Regions from separate parts of the Homo sapiens genome. Here all the other regions are linked to region 3. Evidence: chromatin loops called from intact Hi-C (ENCODE). Cell type or tissue: heart left ventricle. All regions are shown on one strand. Each heading gives the region's core, and the rest is flanking DNA. Links, peaks and the distances in the headings are about the cores only. Region 1 has its middle 23 kb from the start of COMMD4. Region 2 has its middle 11 kb from the start of COMMD4. Region 3 has its middle 21 kb from the start of GOLGA6C.

What was found. A loop is a pair of places that touch in the nucleus more often than their neighbours do. Peaks named below come from ENCODE experiments on the same cell type or tissue, not always from the same donor. Only the 100,000 strongest peaks of a DNase experiment are listed, where the experiment ranks them.
Region 1: a loop joins it to region 3, with 5 times the contacts of the local background. A loop is called at or near these places in 33 of 110 quality-filtered maps.
Region 2: it touches region 3 in a loop (4-fold over the local background); 17 of 110 quality-filtered maps call a loop at or near these places.

Annotation. Positions count from the first base shown.
Region 1 is chr15:75,308,342-75,318,407 of GRCh38, forward strand. No RefSeq gene overlaps it. Among named protein-coding and RNA genes, the nearest start is that of COMMD4, 23 kb to the right of the region's middle. In heart left ventricle, for the core only: no CTCF peak of the experiment used is centred there; no DNase peak of the experiment used is centred there.
Region 2 is chr15:75,320,186-75,330,251 of GRCh38, forward strand. It overlaps the pseudogene ANP32BP1. Among named protein-coding and RNA genes, the nearest start is that of COMMD4, 11 kb to the right of the region's middle. RefSeq lists a silencer at 9,753-9,909. In heart left ventricle, for the core only: no CTCF peak of the experiment used is centred there; no DNase peak of the experiment used is centred there.
Region 3 is chr15:75,232,220-75,242,285 of GRCh38, forward strand. No RefSeq gene overlaps it. Among named protein-coding and RNA genes, the nearest start is that of GOLGA6C, 21 kb to the right of the region's middle. RefSeq lists enhancers at 4,935-5,552, 5,553-6,169. In heart left ventricle, for the core only: no CTCF peak of the experiment used is centred there; a DNase peak (open chromatin) is centred at 4,411; H3K27me3 peaks cover 621 bases.

The sequences.
Region 1 (10,066 bases), core at 3,690-8,689, 78 kb after region 3:
GTCTTTCCGCTAACACTTTAGGATAGTGAGGAAGCAAAAGAGCTTGAGCTTACTAAGCTCCTACTGCGTACTGGGCACAGAGTGGGCACTTTTCTCTCCAGCCTCGCAATTGATGGGAAATAGGTGATTGTACAACTAGGATACAGGATCAGAGTGGGCTAGCGACGTGCTCACAGTCTCTCAGCTGAAACTGGAACCCAGGGGTCTTTGACTCTAAAGCTAGTGCTCTTTTTGGGTCTCCAGCTTGAGCAATAGTTGCAAAATGCAAAGAGCACCATGAAAATCTAATATTGATCCACATAAGACCGTATTGCAAACAGAAACATGCAGTGTCTTCGTGGGAGTGATGGCGAGGTGGGGAGATTATCTCAGTTCTATGTAACCTGGGAACTCTCCAAGGAAAATGAATGAAGCATGACCGAGTGCAATTTGTCTGATAAAATCTGTCAGAACGTGGGGCCTTGTGGGTCCTGAGTGAAGGCAAGAACCCATGGTGCTGGACATTTGCTAAGGTGTTCTTTATGAAATCACTCAGGGCCTCAGTGCCTCCACCTTCTCCATGACCCCAGGCAGTTTCCCCGTCTGTCTTCATCCTACTGCCTGGCACACTATCCATCAAACTGCTTTTGGGGTTATGTCTCAATAAAACAAAAATCATGGTGGGAGTCATTTACACCCTAGTGAGAGTCATCTAAGATTCCCTTATCTTCTCAGACCTTTTAGCTGAAGTTGGTTATGAGAGAGGATGGGGAGGGGGAAAAGGGTCGGGGCAAGCACTTGGAGCTTGCACTGTTTCTTGCCAACGCCCTGGCACAGTGTGAATATGTCCATCTAAATGGAGAGCTCTATGCATGTTCCTCTCTATTCCCTTTGTCACCAATACCAATTCCCAAGGCAGAGCCCCGGGTGGGCTGGCCTGAAGGACCTGGAGGTAATAGGAAACACTTGGCTTTGGGTTTCAGGTCAAGCTCTGCCAGTGACTTGCTGTGTAACATCAGACAAGTCAGTTCACCTCTCTGCACTTCAGCGACCTCATCTGTAAAAGGCTGGTTTGGACTAGATCATTAATTTTCTTAAGTTTTGCAGTTGTTTTTTATTTTAACAGTATATTCAATTCCTCCCCTATCTTTATTAAAGTATAATTGACAAATAAAAATTGTGTATATTGACAGTGTTCAATGTGATACATGCATACATTGTGAAATGATTAAAATGAGTTAATTAACACTTTAATCACCTCACATACTTTTTTTTGTGGTAAGAACATTTAAGATGTATTTACTTAGAAATAGTGTTTACTAGAGGTGAGGAAGGGTAAGGGGGAGAAAGTACCCAAAGGTTGGCTAACAGGTTAACAGATACAAGAGTACATGGCTGAGTGCAGTGGCTCATGCCTGTAATCCTAGCACTTTGGGAGGCTCACTTGAGCCCAGGAGTTTGAGACCAGGCTGGACAACATAGGAGATCCAATCTCTACAAAAAAATTAGAAATTAGCCAGGCATGTTGGTGCATGCCTGTGGTCCCAGCTACTCTGGAGACTGAGGTAGGAGGATCACTTGGGCCCAAGAGGTCAAGGCTGCAGTGAGTTGTGATTGCACCACTTCATTCCAGCCTAGGGAGCAGAGTGACACCCTGTCTGGGGAAGAAAAACAAAACAAAACAAAAACAAAGAGTACAGCCAGATGGGAGGAATAGTTCTAGTGTCTTTAGCACTATAGGGTAACTATAATTCATGACACTTTATTATATATTTTTAAATAGCCAGAAGAGTGGATTTTGAATGCCCCCAGAACAAAGAAATGATAAATGTTTGAGGTGGTGGAGATGCTAATTACGACTTGATCATTACACATTGTATATATGTATAAAAATATTATACTGTATCCCATAAGTATACACAATTATGTTTTGCTTAAAAATAATAAAAGCAGGCCGGGCATGGTGGCTCACGCCTCTAATCCCATCACTTTGGGAGGCCAAGGCAGGAAATCGAGACCATCCTGGCTAACATGGTGAAACCCCATCTGTACTAAAAATGCAAAACATTAGCCGGGCGTGGTGGCGCGTGCCTGTAGTCCCAGCTACTCGGGAGGCTGAGGCAGGAGAATCACTTGAGCCTGGGAGGCAGAGGTTACAGTGAGCTGAGATTGTGCCACTGCACTCCAGCCTGGGTGAGAGAGCAAGACTCTGTCTCAAATAATAATAATAATAATAATAATAAAAGCAAAAAATCTACTCTTAGTAATTTTCAAGTATACATTATTAACTATAGTCATCATGCTGTACAACAGATCTCCAGAACTTACAACATTATATTTAATTCTGATCAAACTACTAGTTACACAGAAGTAACAACAAAATGATATCTGTTGCAAGAAATCCTCAGTAAAACAAGAAAAGAAGAAAAAAAGAACAAAATGGTAGTGAAAGGCTTATATCAAAAAGCATTTCCTCTGCCCTTTCCTTTCTTGCCTTTGAGTCCTAATTCCTATAGGTCATCACTTTAAACTCATTTTGCGACTTCCCCTGGTATGTTATCGTCATATTTCTAAAGAATGTTTATGTTGCTATTTCTTGATTTGTTTTCTTCAGTATCTGTCAGTTCCTGGCATAGCTCAGTATAGGGCTTACCTTCCTATGAGGTCTTAATTTCCTTGCCTCCATTTCACTAATTTGACTGGATCACAATCGCATGAAATCAAAAGCATTTACATTCTTGTAGCCATCTAAATATTGACCCTAACCCAAGTCCCGCACTGAAATTGTTTCATCTCTTTCCTTTCTTCCCCTGGAGTTAATAATTGCTTCAGATTATTATCCCTCATTTGCTTTTTTTTTAACCAATTACCTACCTATTTTTTCAGATGCTCCAACCAATCTATCAAATGCCTAGTGATAATTATCCAAAAACTAAGATACACTGGATACTCTATCAGCCCCATTATTTTCCTGGAGGCTTCCCTCTCTCCCTTGCCCTCCATCCTTCTGCTCCAAACTGGACTCGACTCTCAGCCCATGGCACGGCTGGCATTCTGACATGTCTCTGCACCATCGTGTGAATTTTCTTGCTGCCTCTTCTGTGTGCACCTCCTGTTCCCTGATTTACTCTCTCATTGTGTTGCAGTACATCTTCCAGTGTCTTCCCGAGAAAGAGTGAATGGAAGCCAAACTTTCTGACCCTCACACATTTTAGAATGTCATTGTTCTACCCCAACTCCTGATTACTAGTTTGGCTGGATGTAATGCTCTAATTTAAGTGTAACTTCTCCTCACATTGGGAAACATTGCTCTATTATTTTCTAGTTCCCAGTGTTGTTGGGAAGAAGTCCGTGTCATGCAGAGTCTCGGCTCTTAACTTATGACCTGTCTTTTCTCTCTGGAAGATTTTAGGATTTTCTCTCTATCCTTAGTTTTCTGGAATTTCCTAATGATGTGCCTTGCTGTAGGTCTTTCTTCATTCACCGTGCTAGTCACCTGATAGACTCTTTTGAACTAGAAAATTATGTCCTTCTATTGCGGGAAGCCACCAGCAGGTTCATGTGAGCTGGGTAATCACATTCTTTTCTTCCAAGGACGGAGGTATCAAGGCCCTGGGAACCTTATAAGTGGATGGGGAGAAAGGGGGCCTGAGGTGAATCCAACAAAGCTGCAGCACCCACTGAGCTCATGTCCCAGGGCTAGGCTCTGCCTGAGGACAGGAGACATGGGTGAGACCCACTTCCTGCCCAGTCGCATGGTGGGGCTCAGGACACACATGGTCCAGGAGGCCCCCAGCCCCAGCTACATTGACATGCACCTACCTGTATGCAGCGATCAGTGAGCCACAGGACAACTTAGGGGAAGGGGCAGCTCCAGAGTGCAGGATAGGAGGGAAGTAAATAATCATGGGGTGGGGAGTGGCCTTGTGGGGAAGGGGCAAAGGCAGGGCCGTGTGTGTGTGGTGTATTGGGGGAAATGGGGAGAACATTTTGTCTGCCCCCTTTTCTGACCACTGCACCCCTTTTATCATGAATAGTTTTTCTTCCCATCATGGACTGAGTGTCTCTGTCTCCTCCAAATTCATATGTTGAAGCCCTAACCCTCTGCATGGCTGTATTTGGAGATGAGGCCTCTCAGGAAGTCATAAAGGTTAAATGAGGTCCTAAGGGTGGGGGCCCTGATTCAGTAGGATTAGTGTCCTTATAAGACGAGACACCAGAGAGTGCACTCACTCTCTCTCTGCACAAATACAAAGAAGAGGTCATGTGAGCACACAATATGGCAGCCACCTATGGGCCAAGAGAAGAGGCCTCAGAATGAAACCTACCTTGCTGGCACTTTGGTCTTGGATTTCCCAGCCTCCAGAACTGTGAGAAATAAATGTCTGTGGTTTAAGCCACCCAGTCTGTGGTATTTTGGCATGGCACCCTGAACTGACTAATACATCTCCCCACCCTACTTCAACCACATGACACTAGAGGGCTTGGCAGTTTTGGAGTCCCAGCTACTCAGCCAACCCAGACCAGACCAAGCAGAAACTTTCTTCTGGAATTTTCTGATTAGGAACTAATGGAGGGGAGCCCCATCCTTTCTTGGAGGCAAAGCCAGGAAGACGGAAGCCCCATGGTGCCAACAGCCTGACTCCAACCTTGTGGGGAAAGTTGCTCTGAGAACACAAAACTGATCTGCAGACTGAGGTGGAGACAGAGACAAGGAAAGGAGCCTGCAAATCCTAACAGCACTGGTGATTCTGAGTCCAGGTATTCCTGAGGCCCAACTGTTCCCTGCCCTGCCCGTGGCTAACTTACTGACCAAGGAGCTTCCCTTCTTGCCTAAGCCAACTCGAGTGAATTTTCTGTCACGCACATCCAAAGAGCCCTGGCTGCAATGGCAGGGCATGGCAGGGCTGGGCTGGCTGGAGCAGAGGACGGTGTGGGTGGAATCAGCAGTGACAGGCACACAGGAAGTGCAGGTATCGAGTGGCCTCCATGAGGTCTTCCTCCAGCCCCGACTGTGAGCAAGGCTGGGCTCATACGCTCAGTAGGTCAGAGTGAGGGATTTGGTCAGAGGTGCCATGCTCAGGGCCATCTTTCTATGAGCCAGACTCTATGTCATCAAAAGCTTTGCCATCAGAGATAGTTTTAGTCACATCTTGGGTTCACTTGATCAATTGCTGTTCTCCTGCTTTCAGGATCTCTACACTAGGCTGCCCCATGTGGGTGTTAGGAAGCCATAGGCATCCTGACTAAAAACCCAGACCACAAAAAGTGCTTCTACCAGCCTGCCCAGGGCTCCAGAGGGCAGGACCGATGGGTGGTGGGGTGGGCCACGCCTGGGCAGTCGTGACATGTACACCACTCTTGATCTGTCTTCTGGAACTTTTCACTCCTCCAGTTTGGGTCCCGGTGGGGCACACGTGGGAAAGACCATGAATACCCATGTCTCTGACTAGTTTCCCCATCAGAAGTGGACGTTGCACCAAGCACCCTCCTCCATTAAAACTGGACAGACTAAGGACCACTTTCCCAATGGATGGGTCTTCTTGGTCCATCTCATGCTCCCAACAGAGCTCCCTCCCTGGGATGGGAATGCGCCATGCCAGGAGAGCCCTCTTGACCCAGCCTCCAGCCAAAGCCAGTCCCCCTGCCAAGCAGGCCCTAGAGTTACACTGGAGGGGAACAGGCCTCACCTGGAAATTTCTTGCTGAAAATTGTCAGTTTCCCACACAAGTACAGCCTGGCAGTTTAATTCAAATTAAAACCAGAAGGAGACTGCTGCTTCAGTCTCGACTGCTTGAAAATTACGTTGTGTAGAGCTTTCATTTGCTGGAAATTGTGCAGCCAGACATTGTGCAGATTGACCCAGTAGCTACAGCAGTACACACATAGGGCGCCAAGCAAGGACAAGTGTGCACATGTGTGCACGCACACACACACAGCAGAAAATCTAGAAATAAACTATTTTAATGTCAGCTGTCATGGAAGTTTTGTGTCATTTCCCCAAAAAATACAAATTTTATTTTATGATTTAGTCTTGTTTTTATTTAGAATTACTTAAGGAAAAGGAAACGTGAGTGCAGTGGCTCATACCTGTAATCTCAGCACTTTGGGAGGCTGAGGCAGGAGGATCACTTGAGCCCGGGAGTTCAAGACCAGCCTGGGCAACATGGTGAAACCCGATCGCTATAAAAAATATGAAAATAAGCCAGATGTGGTAGCATGTATCTGTGGTCCCAGCTACCCAGGAGACTGAGGTGGGAGGATCCCTTGGGCCCAGGAGGCAGAGGTTGCAGTGAGCCGAGATCACATCACTGCAGTCTAGCCTGGGTGACAGAGTGAGATCCCATCTCAAAAAGAAAGAAAGAGAAAGAAAGAGAGAAAAAGACAGAGAAAGAGAAGAGAAAAGAAAAAGAAGAGGAAATAAGAGAAGAGAAAAGAAAGAGAAAAGAAAAGAAAAAGAAGAGAAGAGAAAAGAAATAAGAGAAAAGAAACAAGAGAAGAGAAAAGAGGAGAGAAAAGAGGGGAGGGAGGGGAGAGAAGAGGAGGGGAGAGGAGCAATAGGATCCTGATATCTGGTGTGGGGAAACTTAAATGGATACATCTGAGAATTCTGAACCTCCAGTTTCCACTAAATGCTCTGGTCTAAAAGAAGTAGCCCCCTTTCCCTGCTAAGAGAAGGGCAGCTGCCCCTTGCCGGGAGACTGGGCAAAGAGCCTCCAACAAGGCCTCACAGCAGGATGAGGTGTGTCGTCATTGCTGCCCCACATTGACACCAGGCTATGGTCATTCTTCATCATGGCCCAAGGTCACAAGCACAGTCTGCTCTGGGAGAATGATTTTTTTTTGCCAAAAATGCAGGAGCTGCCGAGTGTGTACTGGCAGAATCTAGGAGAGGAGGTGAAGAAGTGGACATAAGGGTGTTGGACCAGGAGGAGACTAAAGGCTGTATACACGAGAATACAGTGACCTGGGAGCACTCTCAGGATTTAATGCTTGGCAAAGACACCTGGGGCTCCAACACAGTGCTGGAGTGGCTCCTTGAAATGTGGACAGAACAGTTGCTGCAGTGAATTAGGTGGAGATTATAGAATTGCATTTGCAAAGCGTCAAAGAAGCCAGAAAGTACAGGGAGGTAGGAATGTTGGAATGGTTCATTATATGCCAGGAGATTCGGAATCCACCACTTGACTATGTGCCCTTGGAGGGCTCACAGGAACTCCCCTCTCTAGGCAAGCAAGGAAGGCACTAGTGAGAAGGGCACCTGAATCTTTGAGAGACTCAGTGGCACTATCCTTGGTAGGCCAGGATCGACAAGAGGAGATGCTGCCATGAGACCAGGCTTCGTGGTGTCAGTGGGAACGGTGGAAGGCGAGAACAGCGGATGCCAGGTGGTGGCCCTTCACCATCATCCACAAGGTGGATGTAATTAACTTAATTGGTAGGAAGGCTAGAGTGACAGCCAGGATGCCTTGACCTCCAGGGAGCTGTTGTATTGGCTACAAACTGATGGCATTCCAGGGGAGAGTTACATAGGCAGTTGACTAGGGTGGTTTTTTCTTTTGTTTTGTTTTTTGAGACAGGATCTTAATCTGTAGCCCAGTCTGGAGTGCAGTGGCACAATCATAGCTCTCTGCAGCCTCAACCTCCTGGGCTCAAGCGATCCTCCCACCTCAGCCTCCCAGGAAGCTGGGATTACAGGCATGCACCACCATGCCTGGCTATTTTTTTTTTTCTAATTTTTAGTGAAGATGAGGTCTTGCTATGTTGCCTAGACTGGTCTCAAACTCCTGAGCGCAAGCAATCCTCCTGCTGTGACCTCCCAAATTGTTGGGATTACACATGTGAGCCCTAGGACATTTCCTGATTTGTGTATTCAGGAAAAAACAAGATCTGGCACGCAGAAGGCTGCAACAAAAAATTGCAATTTCCTACCCAGTTTTCAGACTGAGACAATTGAGACCTATAGCTCATGGATTGTAGGGGAGGCTGGGTATTCTTGGAAAAAGATCCTGCAACAACACCACATGGTATTCATTAATTATTCTCCAAAGGGATCTGGGGTCATTGATGAAAGTAACTGTAGCTGATGAAAAGGGAATACCCAGACTGTTTGAGGGCCATTCATATAGGATTAGAGCTGACCATGCCACCATAAGATCCACAATGCCACCATGTCCCATCCCCAACAAGACTGAGGACATGTGAAGGCTAGGTAATAAATGGATCCCTGGATGAAGAGGCCACAGCCCCATCCGGTTGTCATTTCTCTGTCCCTAAATATGCAATTGATATGAGTATGCTTAGAAGCTAACAGAGCTCTCACTTTACTCCCTGACCTGTGGGTATGAGCCACTATAGTAGGAAGAACATGGGGGAAGTCTCTGCAATTCCCTCTTCCCACTTCCAGGAGCAATGCAGTATTCCAGGTGGAAACACAGAGATTTATCACCTCCCTCAACTGTGACCGCTGCCTTATAATGATAGTATTCTTACATTTCCCCACCTGTCCCTTGTGCCATTCTCATGATCATTTTACTTCCACATGTTATAAACACGACAATATGTTACTACTTTTGCCTCGGTCAATTATTTCTAGACATCACAAAAGGAGAAAATAGGATCTTTTCTATTTATCCATGTATTTATTATGTCAGTGGTCTTCATTCCTTTGTGTAGACTCAAATTTCTACCCAGTGTCATTTTTCTTCTGACCAAAGTACTGCTTTTAACACTTCTCAGAGTGCAGGCCTGCTGGTGATTATCCTGGCTTTTGTTTGTGTGAAAAAGTCTTTATTTTGTCTTCATTAAAATTTTTGAAATTTTTTTGTTGTTTTTTTTTTTTTGTTTTTGTTTGTTTGTTTTTGAGATGAGGCCTCACTATGTTGCCCAGGCTGGTCTCAAACTCCTGGCCTCAGGCAATCCTCCTGCCTCAACCTCTCAAAGTGCTGGGATGATTACAGGCGTGAGCCACCACCACACCTGGCCTCATTGACTTTTTAAAACTCATTTTAATCCCATATCTGCAGAGTTAATTTTTCATCTCTAGTAATTCTTTTTGTTTTATTTTGACACAAGGTCTCACTATGTGCCCAGGCTGGAGTGCAGTGGCACGAAAACAGCTCACTGCAACCTCGACCTCCTGGATTCAGGTGATCCTCCTGCCTCAGCCTCCTGAGTAGCTGGGACTACAGGTGCATGCCACCATGCCTGGCTAATTTTAAAATTATTTATAGAGATAGGTCTCCCTATGTTGCCCAGGCTGGTCTTGAACTCCTGGGCTCAAGCAATCCTTGTGTCTCAGCCTCCCAAAGTTCTGGGATTACAGGTGTGAGCCACCGCACCCAGCCTGTGTTTGTTTGTTTTTTTCCAATATATCTTCCATTTCTCTCTTCTCATAATGTTCAGATTTAGATTTTTCTAGCCTTCTTGAACATATGGAGCATATTTATATGTTTTTTAATGTCCTTATCTGCTAATTACATCATCTCTGTCATTTCTGGGCCTATTTCCATTGATTTATTTCTCTTCTGGTTATAGGCCATATTATGCCTGTTGTTTTTTTGTTTTGTTTTTTTGTTTTTTGTTTTGAGACAGCATCTTACTCTGTCACCCAGGCTGGAGTGCAGTGGTGTGATCTCACCTCACTGCAATCTCCATCTCATGGTTCAAGCAATTCTCATGTCTCAGCCTGCCAAGTAGCTGGGACTACAGTTGCGTACCAACATGCCTGGCTAATTTTTGTATTTTTAGTAGAGACAGGATTTAGCCATATTGGCCAGGCTGGCCTTGAACTCCTGGCCTCATGCAATCTGCCCACCTCGGCCTCCCAAAGTGCTGGGATTACAGGCATGAGCCACTGTGCCTGGCCATTGCCTGGCAATGTTTTATTGACTGGTAGACATTGTTTTTGTGTTGTGACTGCTGGATTTTGTTTTCCTTTAAATAGTGTGGGACTCTGTTCCAGCACTAGTTAAGTTACTTGAAATAAGTTGGATCTATCAAGGTTTACTTTCAAACTTTGTGAGGACAGTTTCAGAGAAGCCTTTACTCCAGTGCTCATTTAGCCCCACTATTAAGGCAATACTTT
Region 2 (10,066 bases), core at 2,621-7,620, 89 kb after region 3:
TTTGGGAGGCCAAGGCAAGTAGATCACTTGAGCTCAAGACTTCGAGACCAGCCTGGGCAACATGGCATAACCCCATCTCTACTAAAAATTCAGAAACGAGTTGGGTATGGTGGTGTGCAGGGGCCCATAACCCCCAGGCTGTGGACTGTACCCGTAGGTAACCTGGTAGGAACCAGGCTGCGCAGCAGGAGGTGAGTGGTGGACAGCGAGCATTACTGCCTGAGCTCCACCCGCCGTCAGATCAGCAGGCATTAGATTCTCATAGAAGCGTGAACCCTAATGTGAACTGCACATGCGAGGGATCTAAGTTTCACACTCTTTATGAGAATCTAATGCCTGATGATCTGAAGTGGAACAGTTTCATACCATAACCACCACCCCCAACCCCGTCTGTGGAAAAATTGTCTTCCACGAAACCAGCCAGGACTGCTGGTGGCACGTGCCTGTGGTCCCAGCTACTTGGAAGGCTGAGGTGGAAGGATGGCTTGAGCCTGGGAGGTGGAGGTTGCAGTGAGTTGAGATCATGCCGCTGCACTCCAGCCTGGACAACAGAGTGAGAACTTATCTCAAAGAAACAACAACAAAAAAAGGGCCAGGCATGGTGGCTCACACTTGTACTCCCAGCACTTTGGGAGGCTGAGGCAGGCAGATCACCAGGAATTCAAGACCAGCCAGATGAGGTGGAGGTTGGAGTGAGCCGAGATGGTGCCATTGCACTCCAGCCTGGGCTACAAGAGCAAAATTCTATCACACACACACACAAAAAAAAAGAGAGAAAGCAGACCCATAAATGGCTCACACATTGGAATTAGCAGGCAAGAGCTTTAAAGTAACTACATACATACATTAAAGAATTTAGAGAAATATCAACACCTGTGAAGATGGTGAAAAAAAAATTTAGAGAAATAAGTTTTAGTATAAGTATGTCCTAAATATGCATGGTACATACTTACTAAAAAATAGTTTATTTTTTATCAGAAATCTAAATTCAACTGGGTGTTCTATATCTTATCTGGCATCTCTACCCCAAAGCCAAGCAGGAGAGAATCCACAGTCTTATCTTCCAGCAGGTGACCTAGCCTAGGACAGGGCCTGGCCAGGGGCAATTGTGAATTGGATGGATTAGAGATGCCAGTCATTCAGTGTGTCAAAGGTTTGCCAGACCTGCATACAATCAACATTATTATTATTATTGTTATTTTAATGTTAAGATTTTATTTACAAAGATTTTTGTTGTACAGAAAGTAAAAATGCTGTTACAGTCCCAGTGTAACTGGTAGCCACAGATGGTTGACTCACCAATCACAGCTATCTACGCTACAGCAAGAGTCTCACACAAAAACCTAACAACACTTACAATTTTGTTGGGGTGAAGTCCCTAAGCTCGATGGTAGATTGGTAGATTACCAAGAGGGACTACATGGAGGAAGACGGAATGTCACAGGAACTATTCTTTGGCTCTTTGGGTGGGTGGGTGTCCTGGGGTTTGTATCAGCTACCTTTTTTTTTTTTTTTTTAACAGCTACCAAATCCATGAGCAGTCCAACCGATACTAAACAGTTCTGTTTCTGCAGGTCATCTGGGGTCTTAATCATCTTCTCCTTCATCATCCGTTTCTCTCTTCCTCTTTTTACCTTTCCTGCCTTCTTCCTCCTCCTTCATCCTCATCCTCATCTTCATCTTCTTCAAGTCCAAATTCTTCTTCCTCCTCACTGACTTCATCTTCGTCATCTCCTTCTACATTTTCATCTTCTTCATCAAACTCCTCTTCTTCACCATCTTCATCCTCCTCGTCTTCTTCGTCTTCTTCTTCGCCCTCCTACTCTTCATCCACACCATCCACCTCAGCATCTGAGTCAGGTTCCTCCTGGTCCTCTTGGTCATAGCCATCCATGTAGGTAAGCTGGGGCAGGAGCTTGAAGACACTCTCAGTAGTCATTCATGTTAGTAACCTCACAGTTAAAGAGGTCCAGGCTTTTCAGACATTCTAACTTTTTCAAAGGTTCCAAGGTGCTGATATCTTTCAGTTTATTTCCACTTAAGTTTAGACGTGTGAGATTTGGAAGCTTTTCAGCTAACATGTCCAGACCTCCAAAGATTCTATTTTCACTGAGTTCAAGCTTTTTCAATTTAGGCAGCTTGGGAAGATTTGAAACTGAGATCAAGCCTACATTTATTAAACTAAGGAACTCTAAGTTCACAAATTCAGCTGTTAAGCCCTCAATTTTTCCATCATTTGATTTGCAATTGTCCAAGACAAGTTCTCGAACAGCTGACGGGGTCCAGTTCCTCAGCTCCAGGTGGATCCTCCTCTTCATGTCCATGTTCCCCTCTTCCCCCCTCTTCAAACTTAACTTTCCGCAGCGGGGGCGGATGGGGGAGAGGCATCCTGGCCTGCACAGCGAGGGCCGTCAGAAGGGTTTGTTCGCGGCAGAGGCCGGCGGCGCGGTCCTGGGTGGCGGGCGGCGTGGGGGCAGGCGAGCGGAGCCCCCGGAGCCAAGTTACTCACAGGAGCGTAGAGGACATTATTTTTATTTAATTTTTTTTTTTTTTTTTTTTTTTTTTTTTTTTTTTTGAGACGAGTCTTGCTCTGTCGCCCAGGCTGGAGTGCAGGGGCGCAATCTCGGCTCACTGCAAGCTCCGCCTCCCGGTTCACACCATTCTCCTGCCTCAGCCTCCCGAGTAGCTGGGACTACAGGCGCCCACCACCACGCCCGGCTAATTTTTGTACTTTTAGTAGAGATGGGGTTTCACAGTGTTAGCCAGGATGGTCTCGATCTCCTGACCACGTGATCCGCCCACCTTAGGCCTTCCAAAGTGCTGGGATTACAGGCGTGAGCCACCGTGCCCGGCCTTTTATTTAATATTTTTGTCTAAAGCAACTTTAAAAATTTAAACCTGTTATTTGGAAACATAGATTCAGAGGAAATTTCAAAGATGGTACAGAGAGGTTTCATGTACTCTTCACTCAGTTTCCTCCAAAGGTTCTATTTTGTATAAATGTAGAACAATATCTAACGATGTCATGTGTCTAGGTCTATACCATTTTATCACATATGTAGACTCCTTTAACCACCGCTACAATCAAGATACAGAACTGTTCCACTGAAGGGGTGGCCTGCCCCTTCACACCTGTGGGTATATCTCGTCAGATGGGATGAGAGACTGAGAAAAGAAATAAGACACAGAGACAAAGTATAGGGAAAGAACAGTGGGCCCAGGAGACCCGCGCTCAGCATACCGAGGACCTGCACCGGCACCGGTCTCTGAGTTCCCTCAGTATTTATTGATTACTATTTTTTCACTATCTCAGCAAGAGGAATGCAGTAGGGGAGCAGGGTGACAGTGGGGAGAAGGTCAGCAAGAAAACATGTGAGCAAAGGAATCTGTGTCACAAATAAGTTCAAGGAAAGACACTATGCCTGGATGTGCACGTTGGCCAGATTTATGCGTCTCTCCACCCAAACATCTCAGTGGAGTAAAGAATAACAAAGCAGCATTGCTACCAACATGTCTCGCCTCCCATCACAGGGCGGTTTTTCTCCTATCTCAGAATTGAACAAATCTACAATTGGGTTTTATACCAAAACATTCCATTCCCAGGGGCAGCAGGAGACAGAGGCCTTCCTCTTTTATTAATCCTCCTCAGCGCCGATCCTTCACGGGTGTCAGGCTGGGGGACAGTCAGCTCTTTCCCATCCCACAAGGCCATATTTCAGGCTATCACATGGGGAGAAACCTTGGACGATACCCGGCTTTCCGGGGCAGAGGTCCCTGAGGCTTTCCGCAGTGCATTGTGCCCCTGGTTTATCAAGACTAGAGAATGGCGATGACTTTTACCAAGCATACTGCTTATAAACATTTTGTTAACAAGGCACACCCTGCACAGCCCTAGATCCCTTAAACCTTGATTCCATACAACATATGTTTTTGTGAGCTCAAGGTTGGGGCAAAGTTACAGATTAACAGTATCTCAGGGCAAAGCAATTGTTCAGGGTACAGGTCAAAATGGAGTTTCTTATATCTTCCTTTTCTACATAGACACAATAACAGTCTGATCTCTCTTTTCTCTACATTCCATCACCATGAAAATCCCCCTCCTGCTATTCCTCTGCACTCATTCCTGGCTCTTCCCCTCCACTATTCCTACTCCTGGCAACCACTAATCTGCTTTCTGTCTTTATAATCTTGTCACTTCAAGAATATTACAAAATGCAAAAATTAGCTAGGCATGGTGGCACCAGCTTGTAGTTCCAGCTATGTGGGAGGCTGAGGCAGGAGAATCGCTTGAACCTGGGAGGTAGAGGCTACAGTGATCCTGCCGCTGAAGTCCAGCCTGAGAAACAGGGCGAGACTCTCTCAATGAATGAATGAATGAAGGCCTGGCACGGTGGCTCACACCTATAATCCCAGTGCTTTGGGAGGCCGAGGCAGGTGGAACCATTGAGGCCTGGAGTTTGAGACCAGTCTGGCTAACATGGCAAAACACTGTCTCTACTAAAAATACAAAAATTAGCCAGGCATGATGGTGAGAGCCTGTACTTCCAGCTACTTGGGAGACTGAGGCATGAGAATCGCTTGAACCTGGGAGGCGGAGGCTGCAGTGAGCCCAGATCGTGCCACTGCACTCCAGTCTGGGCCACAGAGTGAGACTTCATCTCAAAAACAAAATAAAACAAAACCAAACAAAGAAAAAAAGAACATTATATAAATGGAATCACACAGTATGTGGCCTTTTGAGACTGGCTTTTTTTTTTTTCTACTCAGCAAATGCCCTTTAAGATCCATCCAAGTTGTGCATGTTCCTTTATGTTTTTTTCTGTTTGAGATGGAGTCTCACTCTGTCACCCAGGTTGGAATGTGGTGGCGTGATCTCAGCTCACTGCAACCTCCGCCTCCTGGGTTCAAGCAATTCTCCTGCCTGAGCCTCCTGAGTAGCTGGGATTATAGGCACCCACCACCATGCCTGGCTTTTTTTTTTTTTTTTTTTGAGATGAAGTTTTGCTCCTGTTACCCAGTACAATGGTGCGATCTCGGCTCACTGCAACCTCTGCCTGCCGAGTTCTAGCAATTCTCCTGCCCCAGCCTCCTGAGCAGCTGGGATTACAGGTGCCTGCCACCACATCCAGCTAATTTTTTTTTGTATTTTTAGTAGAGACAGGGTTACACCATGTTGGCCAGGTTGGTCTTGAACTCCTGACCTTAGGCAATCCACCTGCCTCGGCCTCCCAAAGTGCTGAGTTTACAGGAGTGAGCCATTGTGCCTGGCCCCCTTTTTATTGTTGAATAGCATTTCATAGAATAGATGTAGCAGTTTGCTTAACCATTCACCTATTGGGGAGTATTTGGTTGTTTCCAGTTTGGGACTATTACAAATAAATCTGCCATGAACAATCATGTATGAGTTTTTGTGCAGACATCAGTTTTATTTTCTGGTACAAATGCCCAGAAGCAATTGCTAGGTCATATATTGAGGTATATGTTTAATTAAAGAAGCTGCCAAACTGTTTTCTAGAGTGTCTGTACCATTTTATATTCCCACCAGCGATGTATGAGAGAGTTAGTTTTGTCTGCATCCTCGCCGATATTTGATATTATCACTATGCTTGATTTGAGCTGTTCTAATAGATCTGTAGTGATATCTTACTGTGGTTTTAATTTGCATTTCCCCAGTGGTTAGTGTTGAAGATCTATTCCTGTGCTTTAAGTCAATTCATTTTTAAAACCTAAATAAATGTATTTAAAAAGGAAACTTTTGCTTTGGGAGGCCCAGGCAGGTGAATTGCTTGAGCCCAGGAGTTCGAGACAAGCCTGAGCAACATGGTGAAACTCCATCTTTACAAAAAATAAAAAGTATCCAGAGTGGTGGCATGCGCCTATGGTTTCAGCTACTCAAGAAGTGAGGCAGGAGGATTGCTTGAGCCTGGGAGGTCAAGGCTGCAGTGAGCCATGATTGCATCATTATACTCCAGCCTGGGTGAAAGAGCAAAATTCTGCCTTAAATAAATAAATTAATTAAAGGAAATTTGTGATTAGTGATTCTCAGAGTGTGGACCCTGGGCCAGCAACATCAGCATCACCATCACCTGAGAACTTGTTAGAAATGCAGATTCTCAGGCGCCGTCCCAGACCTCCTGAATCAGAACCTCTGAGGCGTGGGTTCAGCGACCTGTGGTTTAACACGCCCTCCCGGTGAGAATCGGTCTCATTCACTACAGATAGAAGGAAATGGTAAAAATCAATTCATCCGCATATCGCCTAAAATCCTCTTGTGGGCCCCAGGTTGGCACAGCACACTTTTGGGCAGGAGCCCCACTCACAGAGGCCGTGACAAGAATGCTCCTGCCCCTGGGGTTGTGCAGTGACAGCTCACACAGCTCCACGTGGCGGTTCTGAGTTTGGGAAGCGCTGATGTAGTCCTACTGCAGCCCTTCCTGCCCTTCACCGGACTGAGGAAATCCAGGCTCTGAGGAGGGCGAGACTTGCCCAAGGTCACCCAGCAACATGGTCAGTCTCCTTTCCCAGGGCCCTCACAATGCGTGGCCTGTTTAAAGCCTGCCTCTATTCACTGCTGAGTGAAAAATCCAGCTCCAAAACAGAATATGGGGAAGGATACTATCTTGTGCAGCTTATGTTTATAGCTGCAGATACATGGGAAAAAAAGTCTGAAAATACTGTTGAAGCAGTTATTTAGGGAGAGAAGTGGTTTGCTGGTTTTTTGTGTTTTTAGCTTTTCTGTATTTCTTAATTTTTATCACAATAATCATGTTTAGTTACATAATCAAAATGTATTAAATATAATATTAAAAATCAACATGAAGCCTGATCCAGCCACGGCCTATTGTTGGCAGATTCAGGAAGCCTTCCAGATAGAGCAGCCCCGTACCTGCCCCAGGTCACACCCTGGGCCTGGGCACATGCTAGGTCCTCTGTCTGGATACCCTCACCCCATGGTGGCCTCCACATCTGTACCCACCAGCACCTCCTGTGGGCAAGGCCCTTGCCTGCATCCAGCCCTGGGCACCCCCTAGACCAGAGGGCACCTCATGGTCTGAGAGTCTGCCTGTCTCTAAAGAGAGGAAAGCTCCTTGGGACACGTGTTCCACTTGACTATCACCCCTGGCCTGGTACAGAAAGGTGGACGGTGGGTATTTGGTGAATAAATGAATGATTGGAATGAATCCCCAGAATGGTGATTTCCAGAGGCCCTTCTCCAGCTGGCCCAGGTGGAACCATTTCCACTTTTCACAGGAAAGCCAGGTGTGAGGAGTGGGGCAGGTGTGTGTGAGGGGCCAGGTTTTCGAAGGCTGCATGGACATGGTGCTTTGGGGGGTCTGGGGGCGGCAGTGCTGCTGTGGGAGCCTCAGGGAGGGCTCATCCCTGGAATCCCCCAGGGTATCCTAGTGCCCCCAGCTGCTGTGCGGTGTGAGAATTCCTGGCTGGTGGGGACACACAGGGATTTGTTTGGATTGGCCACCTGGTCCAGCCCAAGGAGCTGCACCTCCAGCCCCTTGGGGAAAAACTCACTTTTGATGTGTGACAACAGCTGCAGGCAAGGGGAGGAAGAGGTGTGCTGGGCCTCAGCCTTAGAAGCCAGAAGCCAGTTCATGCCCCTACCTTGGTCTAGGTGGGAAAGGGATGCGGCCTCAGCTAGCTCTAGGGTCCTGGGTTATGGTCAGAACCCTCCCTTATGGACTCAGTGACTTGGGCTGACCCAGCCCCTCCCTGAGCCTCATCAGTGAAACCAGGGCTGGGCCAGGGCCCTCAACACCTCCCAGCTCCAACCTCTGGCTTTGTCCCAGGAGGGCAGGAGATGAGACAGAGGTGACCCGGGCTCTCCTGTTTACCTCAACCTCCTTGTGAAGCCTCCCTCTTTCTGCCTGTGAGGTGGGTGGGGCCGGAAGGAGGGACCACCTGTGGGCCTCTGACATCTCTGCCCAGGTGTGCCTGCAGAGCCTGGTCTATACCCGGTGCTCTGCTACACCCTACAGCCTGGCCATGACCTCCCTGCCTCCAGAGCAGCTCTGGCCCAGGGAAGAAGCTGGTCTCTGCATCGAATGATAGGTAGAAAATGGAAGTGGGGATGATAGCTCTGAAAAGGAGTCAAGGAAGAAGCTGGTCTCTGCATTGAATGATAGGTAGAAAATGGAAGTGGGGACGATAGCTCTGAAAAGGAGTCAAGGAGGAGGTGCCTTCCCAAGGACGTGGAGGATTTTTCCAGAATGGAACTTGACTGGTGCGGGCAAACATCAGGAGGTAGGAAGGGTGGCTCCCTCTGTGGGAGCCGGGGCCACTTGCCTGGGCCAAATGGTGCTAGGCTGTGGGTAGGGGTGGGCAGAGCTGGGGTTCCCAGAGCCTGGGGTCCCTGTCCTTGCAGAGGACTCGAATGCAAAACAAGTGTCCCCTGCCTTCTGGCTGGGGGACATCCTCTGCTTCCAAGCCCAGACATACACCAGCTGCTACAAGCCCCTGGGGCTCTTCAGAGGACCAATGGGCAGCCATACCCACGCTGGGCCAGCCTGCTGGACCCACCTGCACCCTGGTCAGAGCCCATGACTGAGGGGACTCTCTGGGGACAATGGGGGCAGTCTCATGCTGCCCTCTTACAGGTGGATCCATCCCTGGGATCTGGTGTTGGGCTGGGGTGGGCTGAGGCTGTTCTCTGCTGGGGTGCCTGGTGGACAGCAGGTGGAGCAAGTTCTCCTTGACTTTCCTGGACCCCAGGACACAGCTGAACACTGCACTTTACCCTGGATGCCTTCGGATTCTCAGGGGATCCTGGGAAGGAAGAGGGGGCTGCCCCTGCAGGGGGCCAGGGCTCTGGGCCATGCTTGCTCCCCCCAGTAGGCACCTTCTCTCCAGATCAACATCACCTGATTCCTGAAGGCCTGGGCTACTGACCAGAGCCCCAACTCCTTCACCAAGGCCTGTCTTACATCAGACCAGCTAGTATGAGTTTGGAGCCGAAGGGGGCAGAGAGAGAACGCAGGGCTCTGTAAGCGTTCTCGGCTCCCTGCTGCGGTAGGCCCAGTAGAAGGCCCCCTAGAAATCTGCAGCTGCTGTAAGTCACTGGGAGGAAGCTGCAGCAGACGTGTGTTTCCCAGCCTGGTAGATGCAGAGGGGTGTCCGGGCCCCCAGGTGGGAGGCCCAAATGAGGCCTTGGTTGTGGCAGTGCAGGAATTCTAGCCAGCTCTGGGGCCCTGGGCAAGTCATTTAACCTCTCAGAACCCTACTCCTGGTCACCATGGGGCTCTTGTGTGGATGTAAAGAACCCCCCTGGCCACTTATGTCCCATCAGTGGAAGCCTAGCATGGGTGGAGACCCCCGAGACTGAACTCAGTGGTGGGATCCAGCCTTCCCAGCTCTCCTAGATAGAGCCCAGAGCCAGCAGGGTGGGCTTCCTGGAGAAGCAGGTGCTCCTGTGGGCTGGAGAGCATGAGTAGGGGTCCCTTTGGAAAGGTGGAAGAGGCTGCGGTCAGTGGAGGCCATAATGAGGCAGAGCTTGGGCAGAAGGGGCATGATTGGGGGATCTGAGGCCCAACAGAGACTGGACTGAGGACACTATGGCCACCTACAGGACACTGTGCTACTCAGGCAGTGGAAACTTAGCTAGGGCTGGGCCCCCTGGTCCTGAGTGAGGCTTCACCAGTCTTGGAAACTGTGCCCAAGGTGGCTTCATGTAAGAGCGCATCTCAGCACTTTTTTTTTTTTTTTTTTTTCTGAGACAGGGTCTTGCTTTGTCATCTAGGCTGGAATGCAGTGGCAAGATCATAGCTTACTGCAGCCTCAGACTCCTGGGCTCAAGCGATCCTCCCACCTCAGCCTCACAAAGTGCTGGAATTATAGGCCTGAGGTATGCAGCTCGGTTTTAAATCTTAATAAATATCTCCTCCTGGTCTGCTTCCCTGGCTGACACACATGCTGGAATCTTGCGCCTAGACAGACATGTTTCTGGACTTGGTTCCATTTGTTCTGACGGCCTCCTCTCTCTCAATGACCGCACATTACAGTATGTGGCTATTCTTACACATTTCTGTATAGACTTGAGGGTTAGTATATTAACGTC
Region 3 (10,066 bases), core at 1,897-6,896:
CTCAGAGTTCCCCCTGGATGCCAGTCAAGAAATGGCACTTGCTGGCTAGGGCACCCATGGTTCCAGAACCAAGGCGGAGGCGGATTTGGTTTTGGCTGCAGGAACTCTGCCTCGCTTTGCCTTACTGGCCACCTGCACGCTGGAGGAGGGGCCCTCACCTGGTGGTGGATGATCTTACGCAGCAGCTGGTGCTTCCAGGAGGCAGGGTTCAAGAGTGCAGCCGAGAAGGCTTCATTGGTGATTGTGAAGGTCACGGAGCGCGTCATGTGACTGGGTCCTGGGGTAGAGGAGACTGAGTCCTGGAATGAGAAGGTCTGGCTGCGATAAGGCAGGGCGGAAGACTGGATGGGGTCAGCACCCCCAGGGACCCTTGGGGAGCTGGGGCTGGGTGGGGCAGAGGGAAGGCGGGAGGAACATCTGAGAGGGAGGGTGGCTGTGGTGGCTGGGCTGGCAGGGACCCCTGGCCCAGGCTGGACTGTCCCCTGAAGTGTGGCTGGCTCTGCAACCATCAAGGGTGGTAGGGTGGGTGGGAGGCTGGAGGATCAGTGGGAGAATCTGTGCTTGTGTGTGGGAATAGACACAGAAGGGTCTGCAGAGGTTCTGGCTCTAGTACTTACAGGGGAAACTGGGGCCAGGATTGGGGATAGTGATGCAGTTGGTGACTGAAATGGCCATTGTGGTGGGGAAAGTGACAGTGACAGCGACAAAGATGGAACAATGTGTAGTGGGGACGAGGACGGGGCCAACACAGGTGAGAGGCATGGGGAGAAGGACAGTGATGGCTGTGAAGGTGGTGCTGCTGAGGGCGATGGCAACGTCAAAGGAACACTGGGCCCCGGGCCCCGGCTGGAAGCCACAGCCTCTCTGGGTGACCCTGAATCCCCTATGAGGACTGGGGAGGGACCTACAGGGGTAAGAGGCTCTGTGACAGCCAACGTGTTAACGATCGACGCAAGCACAAATGGGCTGGGGGGTTCTGAGGACACAGCCTTCCCCGTGGTCCCTGGAGCCAATGTCAGCGATGAGGAGGCTTCTGGGCCAAAGCTGCTAGCCCCTGACGCAGGCAGCATCCAGGCATGGGGACTGAAGGTGTGCCTGCTTGGGAGCCAGGGCATCCGCGGTGGGGATCCCAATATGGGTGCAGAGGTGGTGGGGGCAGAGGATGTTCCAGATGGCTGCTGGGTAGGTCTGGGGGTGCCAGAGGTCCTCAGGGTTGCAGGGGCAAGAGCATGAATTGTCACAGACAACTCAGGGGCCTCACTGGACTTTTGCCCAGACCCGAGATACCTTGGGCCAAGAGAAGCTGATGGTGGTAATGGGGCAGCAATCTCTGGAGATCCAGGGACCAACATCTCCTCTGCAGGTCCAGCCACAGATCCAGACACAAGTCCGGCCACAGAGGACACTGGCTGGGATTCAGGGGTTCTGTGGGCTGTGGGCCAGGCCAGTGCTGATGGGGCTGGTCCAGGTGGGGCCCTGCCTGGGACCCCAGCAGTTCCTGAAGGGACAGCCTGGTCCGAGGAGGAATCCAAAGACAAGGCGAGAGGAGCTTCCTGGTCCCCAGATACCTCGGGAGAGAGGGCTTCTGCCCTTGTGCTAGGAGCCTCCCCTTTCCTCTCCGCTGAGAGAGAGACTCCATCAACGATGGCTGGCAGGATGTTCAGTGACAGGAGTGTCTTCTTGCTGTTGCCTTGCAAAGCGGACGTGCCAGGGGCTGAGGGAGGCCAGCCGGGGTCTTTGTGAGTAGAAGGAAGGTTCAGGGCGGAAGCTGAGACCATCCAGAGAGCTGCAAACAGGAGATGCCTGTTCTGCCTGCCACCCGGGGGACTGGGGGGTGGGACTGCCCACAGCCTGTCAGATGCCACACCTTCCCTGCCACCTCCCTCGTTTGGGAAGGGGCCTGCGGAGATCCAAACCCTGGCCCAGCTCCGGCCCCAAACCACTGAGCTACCCCAGGAAAACATGCTGATCCTAACCCACCAGAGCTGAGGGAAGCAGGAGGGGACACTGACACTCCTCAAGGACCCCTCCCTGTGCCTCCCACCCCAACACCACCCATCGCAGGGTCCCTCCCCAAGGGCCTCAAGAGCTCCCCAGGGCGATGCTGTCTCCAGGCTGGGGGCCCTGGACTGTTCTGTTTGAATGACCTGTGAGGTCCACGCCAGCCTGAGGGTGCCAGGAAGTGCTGCCCAATCCTCATCATAAGACAAGGCTGTTGCCTTATCACATCCTCAGAACACAGCAGGCTGACAGCTGGACCTTAAAGTATTTTGTGGGGAGGGCGGGGGCCATCTCTGAAAGCCCTGGGGGCTAATTCCACACCTACCTACAAGTGTACACTGAGATCCATGCGGGGTCTGCCCTGTGCCAGGCTCCCCAAAGCTGGTCACCCTGAGTGCCCTCTGGGAGCCCCAAGCCTGGGGGACTGAGGAGTGGACCCTGGCCATGTCTTGGTATCCCCCAGGCTGTTCATGGCCAGACCCACATGAGGACAATGAAGGCCAAGCCAGATGTGGAAATTGATTGAGAAAGAGGACCCCTGGTCCAGGCCCAGCCCACCCTAATCCCTTACCAGCCAGGAGAATCCCAGCAGCCAGAAGCCACTGCACGCCCATGCTGAAGGCTCTCAAGGCTTCTAAGGCTTCAGAAGCAGGTGGCAAACACGAAGACACTCTCGAATTTCCCTTCAAGAAAGGACTGATGTTGCCCAGCCTTTCCCACATTTCCACCCCTGTGGCTGGGGGTGCAAGCCTGGCTGCCCTAACTCGCCGGGTGCCCTTCAGCAAAGCCCTTGACCTCTGGGGCTGCAGAGTCTTGAATGGGGGCAGCCTGTGCCTGCCCCACAGCCTGGGAGGTTATGGGCCTGAAAACACATTGAGGAGGAGTTCAGAGTCCTATCCAGTCTTCAAATGGAGGTGGTGACCATGCCGGTGATGGGGGTATGAGTGTGGGTTTGGGTGTGATGTGGAATGACTGTGGTGAGTGTAGTTGTGAGGACAGTGGCTGCAGGGATGCTGGAGGTGCTGATTGTGGCTGTGGTGGGAGCTCTATGTCCAGGTGGTATGGAGCTCGCTGGGGAGGGGTTGGTCCATGTCCCATCCCCTGGCCAGCTCCTGTCCCAGTTTGGTCCTGCTCCTATTCCATCGGGCTGCGTGGGGGTTTGGAGAGGGGAAGATCAGAAGAGAATAGTCCTCCTCCTGCAGTGCTTTTCCCGTGTGGAATCCTGATCAGAGCCCTGGACTGGGCAGGGTGAGTGTGGAGGTGGGCGCACCTGGATAGAACCATCCTTCTCGGGTCCCCTGCGCATTCCTCTCATGCCCCTGCCCCCTCCCCAGCCTCTGACACAGGAGAGGGCCATGGCAGCCCTAAGAGGCTTAGAGAGCTGCCAAAGGACAGGCAGGGTGGGAGGCTGGCGCCTCGTGGGATGGCTCAGGTCTCAGATCTAGCCTCCCACCCCACCTGCTGGGGTCCTGGGGAGTTTCCAAAGCCTCTCCCACCAGGCTCCTGGTGTCTGTGTGACCCTGCCATGATTTGTCCCAGGTCACCAGAGCCTCCTCTGGTGGGAAGATAATGGCTGGAAACCTTCAATAGGAAATCAGACCTGGAGAGGGCCTTGGCCAGACTCCTGTCCTCCCCACCCAGCTCCTTCTACCTGGATACCCCTTCCCCCATCTCCTGGGTCCTCATCTCCTGTCCCCTCCAGATCAGGCTGGCTGGAGCCAAAGCTGGGGGGCAGGGCTGTCTCCCCTCCCCGTTGGAGCTATTTTCCAAGGGTTGGGGAAAGCAATCCTCCACAACCCACCCCTCCACCGCAAGGCCTGTAACCCAGGCTGTACACACCTCCCAAAGCAGCCCCTCTTCCTCCCAGTTCACCACAACTCATCTGTTTGGAAACCTTGCATCCTCCGCTGTTTCCTGGCTCCTCTGGGAGAAGCTGTTAAGGGGCCAGCCTGGCCAGGTCGGGGTGGGGACGGATGGCTTCCCAACGACAGGGAGGGAGGCTTGGGCCTTTGGCAACTTCTACCTCGAGTCCTGGTTTCATTGGCCCCATTCTCCCCCAAGCCCTTCCACAGGCCACCCATCTAGGGGCCCGTGACCCCATCTCCAGGCCAGCCAACCCACTCTAGCACCCCCATTCTGCCTCCCTTCCCTGTGCCCCCAGGATGCCCAGGTCTCACCTGGTGGACCTGGTGCTGCTGAGAAGCCTCTGTCTGTGGAGGCGCTGGTGTCCCACAGAGGCAGGGTGAAAGCAGCATCAGCACCCTCTGCCCAACCCCTGCTGGGCCTGGAAGGGCCACCCCTTTCCCTGGCACACTCAGGGCCAGGAAGATCTGCTCTCTGATGGCTCTGCCCACACCCTAGGACACTGGGTCCTCATCTCCTGTACCCTCCAGATCAGGCCGGCTGGAGCCAAAGCTGGGGGGCAGGGCTCTGGCATTGCTGGGCCTCTGCCGAGAGTCTGTCAGTGCTGAGGCCTGCTTGGCAACAGTGGGGAAAGCAGCAGCTCCCTGGGACATGATGAGTGATAAGGGACAGAAACACACCTGAAGGCCATTCCATGCCATCGGGCAGAGGGCTCAGGATCCAGGAGTGGGGAGGTGATGCAGGAAGCCAGGCACACGCTCCCTTTTCCCACCAACACCCTGTCCTGACCAAGGACAATTTTGGAGAAAACTCAACCAAGAACTGGAGATCCAGGCTCTCTGTGGGCCAGGGTCAGGGTTCAGTCTATGTCTAAGATCAGGGCTCAGAGAATGGCCAGGATCAGGGCTGAGTCTGTGACAAGTGTCAGGGCTCAGTGTGGGGTCAGGGGTAGGCGAGTCTGGAATTTGAATGCTTGCCAGGCTAGACCTAGGCTCTCTCTCACACTGTTCTTCCCCTGCCCTACCCTCTCATCAGAGGGCATCTGAAGACCTGAAATAACCCATCCTGATACCTGAAATAAATTGGATGGGAACTCTGGCCTCACATCAATAAATGTTTCAACAATAATACTTTGAAAACAGCCACAGTGTCCAGGACAGGATGGGGGTTGGGCCCCGAGGGTTGGGTGATATTCCTTCTGTCATGAGCCAGCTTCAGCCCCCTGGGCCAGGGCCTCCCTGGCCCTCTAGTCCACGACAGCATTCCCCTTCTCCTCTGAGCTCCAGAGCCTTGCTAGGCCTGCAGTCCAGGTGCAGTTACACCCTGCTGTTCCATGGTAGAGTCCTGCCCCTCTCCACACCCCTCCATGCGCCTCCCTGCACAGCTGAGCACAGAGGGGACCCTTCTCCCACTGACCGTTCAGGGCCGTGGCTTCCCAGCTGCTCCATTCCACTTGGCTCCCTGGGGCAGGAGGAGGGGGCTGCACGAGGCTCATCCTGTATCCCTCCTCCAGGGCCAGAGGAGGGGCTGTGTGGAACCCCAAAGGGTCCTGGAGAGTAGTGGGGGGCAGCGGGCAAGGTGGGGCCCCAAGGGGAGGAGCAGAACAGAAGCAGGTCACTCGGGGGCTGAGCCAGGAAGACATTTGCCTAGACAAACGGGCCATGGGGCCAGCAGATGATGCACTTTGCCTGTGTACCTTCCAGGGCAGGCTTCCCTAGCTGCAGGGATGGGGGGCCAGGCTGGCCTGCTCTTTCCTGCCTCCCAGCCCAAGCTCCGGTGGAGGCGGGGCGGCATTCCATCTTACTCTCCTGTGTGGCCCTTGGCAAGTGCCTGCCAGATCCAGACCTTAATCTCCTATCTGTTACCTTACTCATCAGAGAGAAGTGCTCTGAAGGTCTGGGGGCCCAGGCCCCTTGATCAGGACAGAACTTGGGGCTCACAGGAAGAACAGGGAAGAAAGGGTTGGGGAACCTGGGACCCTGCACATCGTCTGCAAATTCTGAATTCTCCATGTGGCATTCAAGGCCTCGGTGCTTCAGCTGCAGCCTGCCTTGCTGACCTCAGTCCTGGGGCTGGGTGGACCAGGAAGTGCTCACAGTCCCATCTCTCCCCCATCCCTCTGGTCACATGCCAGAGCCCTCCAGTTCCCTCCCTAACCCAGGGACCCAGTCAAGGCTCTCTGAGGGCCTGGGAAGGGTCTTGGGTTTACAGCCCTGCTCACTGCCTCATCACCCAGATATCGAGAATGGATGTCACACACATCTTCCAAGCAGGTTGACAGGATCGGAATTGGTCTGTGAGCCACTGTTGGGGGCAGGGATGAGTGGATGTCCCCGCTGAACGAGGCAGACTACCTGCCTCCCTGCCCAGCCTTAGTCCCACTGGCTGCCTGTCCCTTCTCCCTGGGAATAATGGTGTCCCAGGCAGGAAACTCGGCCCCAAAACCAAGACTTTCCCTTTATCTCCAAAGGCACTTCTTCCTGGTCAGGGCCCTGACACCCAATGTCACTCACTCCTCCTGAGCTCTCAGGCCAGGCTGGTATCTGTCCTGCTAGAGCCTCTGCCTGGATCCTCTATGCATGGTGTTGAAAGATCATTTTTTTAAGAAAGGAAAATCTTGATTCTCATATAGATAAAAATTGAACATATGTAAAAGATTGTATTTAACTCATTATTAACGAGGGAACCTGGAGATGTTACAACCAGTTCAAAGGAGAAGTCAAAGAAGCATATATTTATATGGAGTCAAGGAATGTTGAAATAAATTTACAAACAGATATATAAAGCTGGCTTTTTTACTTGGGGGAGGGAGTCAATTTAACCTCCACTGGACCATTTACTTGCATGATTATAGAGATGAATGATTTTGCATTGCGATCTGTCATCTGCAAGGTACAGAGTTGTAAAACAGCTAGAAGGCAATGAAGGGCTAGAATCATTAGTCAGAAGGGTGGGCTCTAATTGAAACAATGCAGTTTTCCATTGGAGACATCCAATAATGTTTTTTTCTTATTCCAAATTTTCTTACAGTGGTCTGTCTCTCTGAGCTGTGGGGCAGAAGAAGAGGGACTTAGGAAGTATTGGAGATGTCAGGGCAGGCTTCCTCGAGGAAGAGAAGACAAGGGAGGAGAGGAGAGGGACTAGCAGAGATCACTAGTTGTCCCCAAGTAATCCTCTTATTAAAATAATTAATTGGGAGCATGACTGAGGTGGCTATAGTACTCTGAGTTCTTTTTTTTATTATTAAAAAAAATTGAAACAGGGTCTCGCTCTGTTGCCCAGGCTGGTCTTGAACTCCTGGCCTCAAGTGATCCTCCTGCCTCAGCTTTCCAAAATGCTAGGATTACAGGTATGAGCCACCATGCCTGGCCATACCCTAGGTTCTTTTGTAAGCAAACTGAAACCCCACTCATCATGAACAGCCATATCCTAGAAAACAAAATTTTACAAAATCAGAAACTGCCAACTAACCTCTATCTAGGGACTTCACCAATCAGAAACCACCAACTAACCTCTAACTAGGGACTTCACCAATCAGAAACTACCAACTAACCTCTCACTAGGGACTTCACCAATCAGAAAACACCAACTGTCCTATAGGGATTTTACCAATCAGAAACCACCAACTAACCTCTAACTAGGGACTTCACCAATCAGAAATCACCCACTAATCACTAACTAGGGACTTCACCAATCAGAAACCACCAACTGACTTCTAAGGACATTAAGGCCACTGCTCCACTTTAACCAATCAAATGTTTTCTTTGCCTTGCTTTTGTGTGCACCTTATACAAGCTTTCCCCTCGAGCTCCAAACCACTCGCTGTCTGGCACTGCCTGATTCTTGAATCACTGTCTGCTCCAACTCCTAAAATTCTAAGTGCTTAGGTCTCTCTCTCTCCCTCTCTCTCTCTCTCTCTCTCTCTCTCTCTCTCTCTCTCCCCCCCTCCCTCCCTCCCTCCCTCCCTCTCTCTCTCCCTCCCTCCCTCCCTCCCCCCCCCTCCCTCTCTCTCTCTCTCTCTCTCTCTCTCTCTCTCTCTCTCTCTTTCTTTCTTTCTTTTGAGACGGAATTTCGCTCTTGTCCCCCAGGCTGGAACGCAATGGCACGATCTTGGCTCACTGCAACCTCCACCTCCCAGGTTCAAGGGATTCTCCTGTCTCAGCCTCCCAAGTAGCTGAGATTACATGCATGTCCCACCACGCCCAGCTAATTTTTATATTTTCAGTAGAGGCGGGGTTTCGCCATGTTGGCCAGGCTGGTCTCAACTCCTGACCTCAAAGCGATCTGCCTGCCTCAGCCTCCCAAAGTGCTGGGATTATAGGCATGAGCCACTGTGCCTGGCCAGGTTTATCTTTTAACACATCCTTAATTAGTAACAGTGTTCCTGCTTTTTAACTGGGCACATGGTGCTCCAGAATAAAGACTATATTCCCCAGCCTCCCTTGTAGGTCGGTGTGCCTGTGTGACGCAGTTCTAGCCAATAGGATAAAGTGTCATGAGGCTGTAAGTGCACTAGACATCCTTGTTAAGTCACCTTACCAATTGTGAACTGCCACCTTCAGACTTGTGTTGGTGTGAGAGAGAAATAAACTTCTCTCTCATTTGAGCCACTATTATTTGGGGCTTTCTGTTCTTCCCTGTCCTCGCCTGAGTTATACATCCACGCAGGGCAGAAGTCTTGCCTGACACGCACCCCTGCCCCACCTTGGCAGCACTCAACTCAGCCAACGTAAGTAGGACTCACTCAGTGGAGGCGGAGGGCAGTCAGTGGACAGGCATTCCCTTCCAGTCAGCCTACCCTTCCAAGCCTTCTTGGCCTTTCATAATTTTCTTTACCGTTCTGCATGTCTGGAGTGAACACCTTTCACTCTAGATGAGGGTACCCCTCATTCTTCCCAGGCTCATTCCTACCTCCATGCTTTTGCTTCTGACTCAAGGAGCAGGCAGTATGAATAGACTTAACCAAGGAAAAAAATGGGAAAAGCTGTGCAATTTTTACCTTTAATAAAAACTGGCTACAAAAAAAACCCCAAAATCTGTTTGAAGGCATCAAAGAGTTAACACAATAGTGAAGAATTTCTAGACTAAGACACAGGAAGAGACAGCAATCCAGAGAGGTAACTCAGTACTCGGAGCTACTTTTCACATGCGGTTGTTCCCCACCTCTAAAAAGGCAGCTGAGAAGCTGGGCAGTACATGTTGAACAGCGTCTAGGTGCAATGGGGACAAAAGTTTGAGTCCAGGGACTGCCAAAGCCTGGGGCAGGGTATTGTGTGTAGCTCTCATAAACCCACAGACCATAAGGTGGGGACAATGAAAGGCTGTACCTTGAGAGTTAGGGTATTCTGAAAGTAAACTGAACCTCGCAGAGACTGCAGTCCAGCTTTGAGTCGCAATTCCCCCAGTTTTTTATGTTTATTTTATTATTATTATTTTTGAGACAGTCTCACTCTATTGCCCAGGCTGGAGTGTAGTGACACAATCTCAGCTCACTGCAACCTCCACCTCCCAAGTTCAAGTGATTCTCCTGCCTCAGCCTCCCAAGTAGCTGGGATTACAGTCACCTGCCACCATGCCCATCTAATTTTTTTGTATTTTTAGTAGAGATGGGGTTTCACCATATTGGCCAGGCTGGTCTCGAACTCCTGACCTCAGGTGATCCACCCGCCTTGGCCTCCCAAAGTGCTGAGATTACAGGTGTGAGCCACCGCACCCGGCCTCAATCCCCAAAATTGAATTTAAAATTTTTGGATTGCTAGTGTATTCAGGTATGTGGAATGGGAAAACAGAATTGTCTCTGGAGGAAGACAACATTATCGTAAGCCTCAAAGCATTACAAACTGATTTTTAAAAAATGTTTGGCACACAACTAAGGTAGCTAGACTCAGTAGGACACAACACAACATGAACCAAGAACTATCAGAAAGAAGCAACGATAGAAACATGCTCGGAGATTCCAGATATTGGAATCAGACACAGGCTACAAAATAACTATACTTAATATGTTCAAGGAAGTAAAATATAAGATGCAAGAGTTTAGAAAACTACAAAAAAAATAGCACCACAGGTATTTAAAAAGTAAATTCTAAATTGAAAAGTACAATAGCATTAACTTGGGGCTCAGTGGCTCATGCCTATAATCCCAATACTTTGGGAGGCCGAGGCAGGGTTACTGCTTGAGGCCCAGGAATTTGAGACCAGC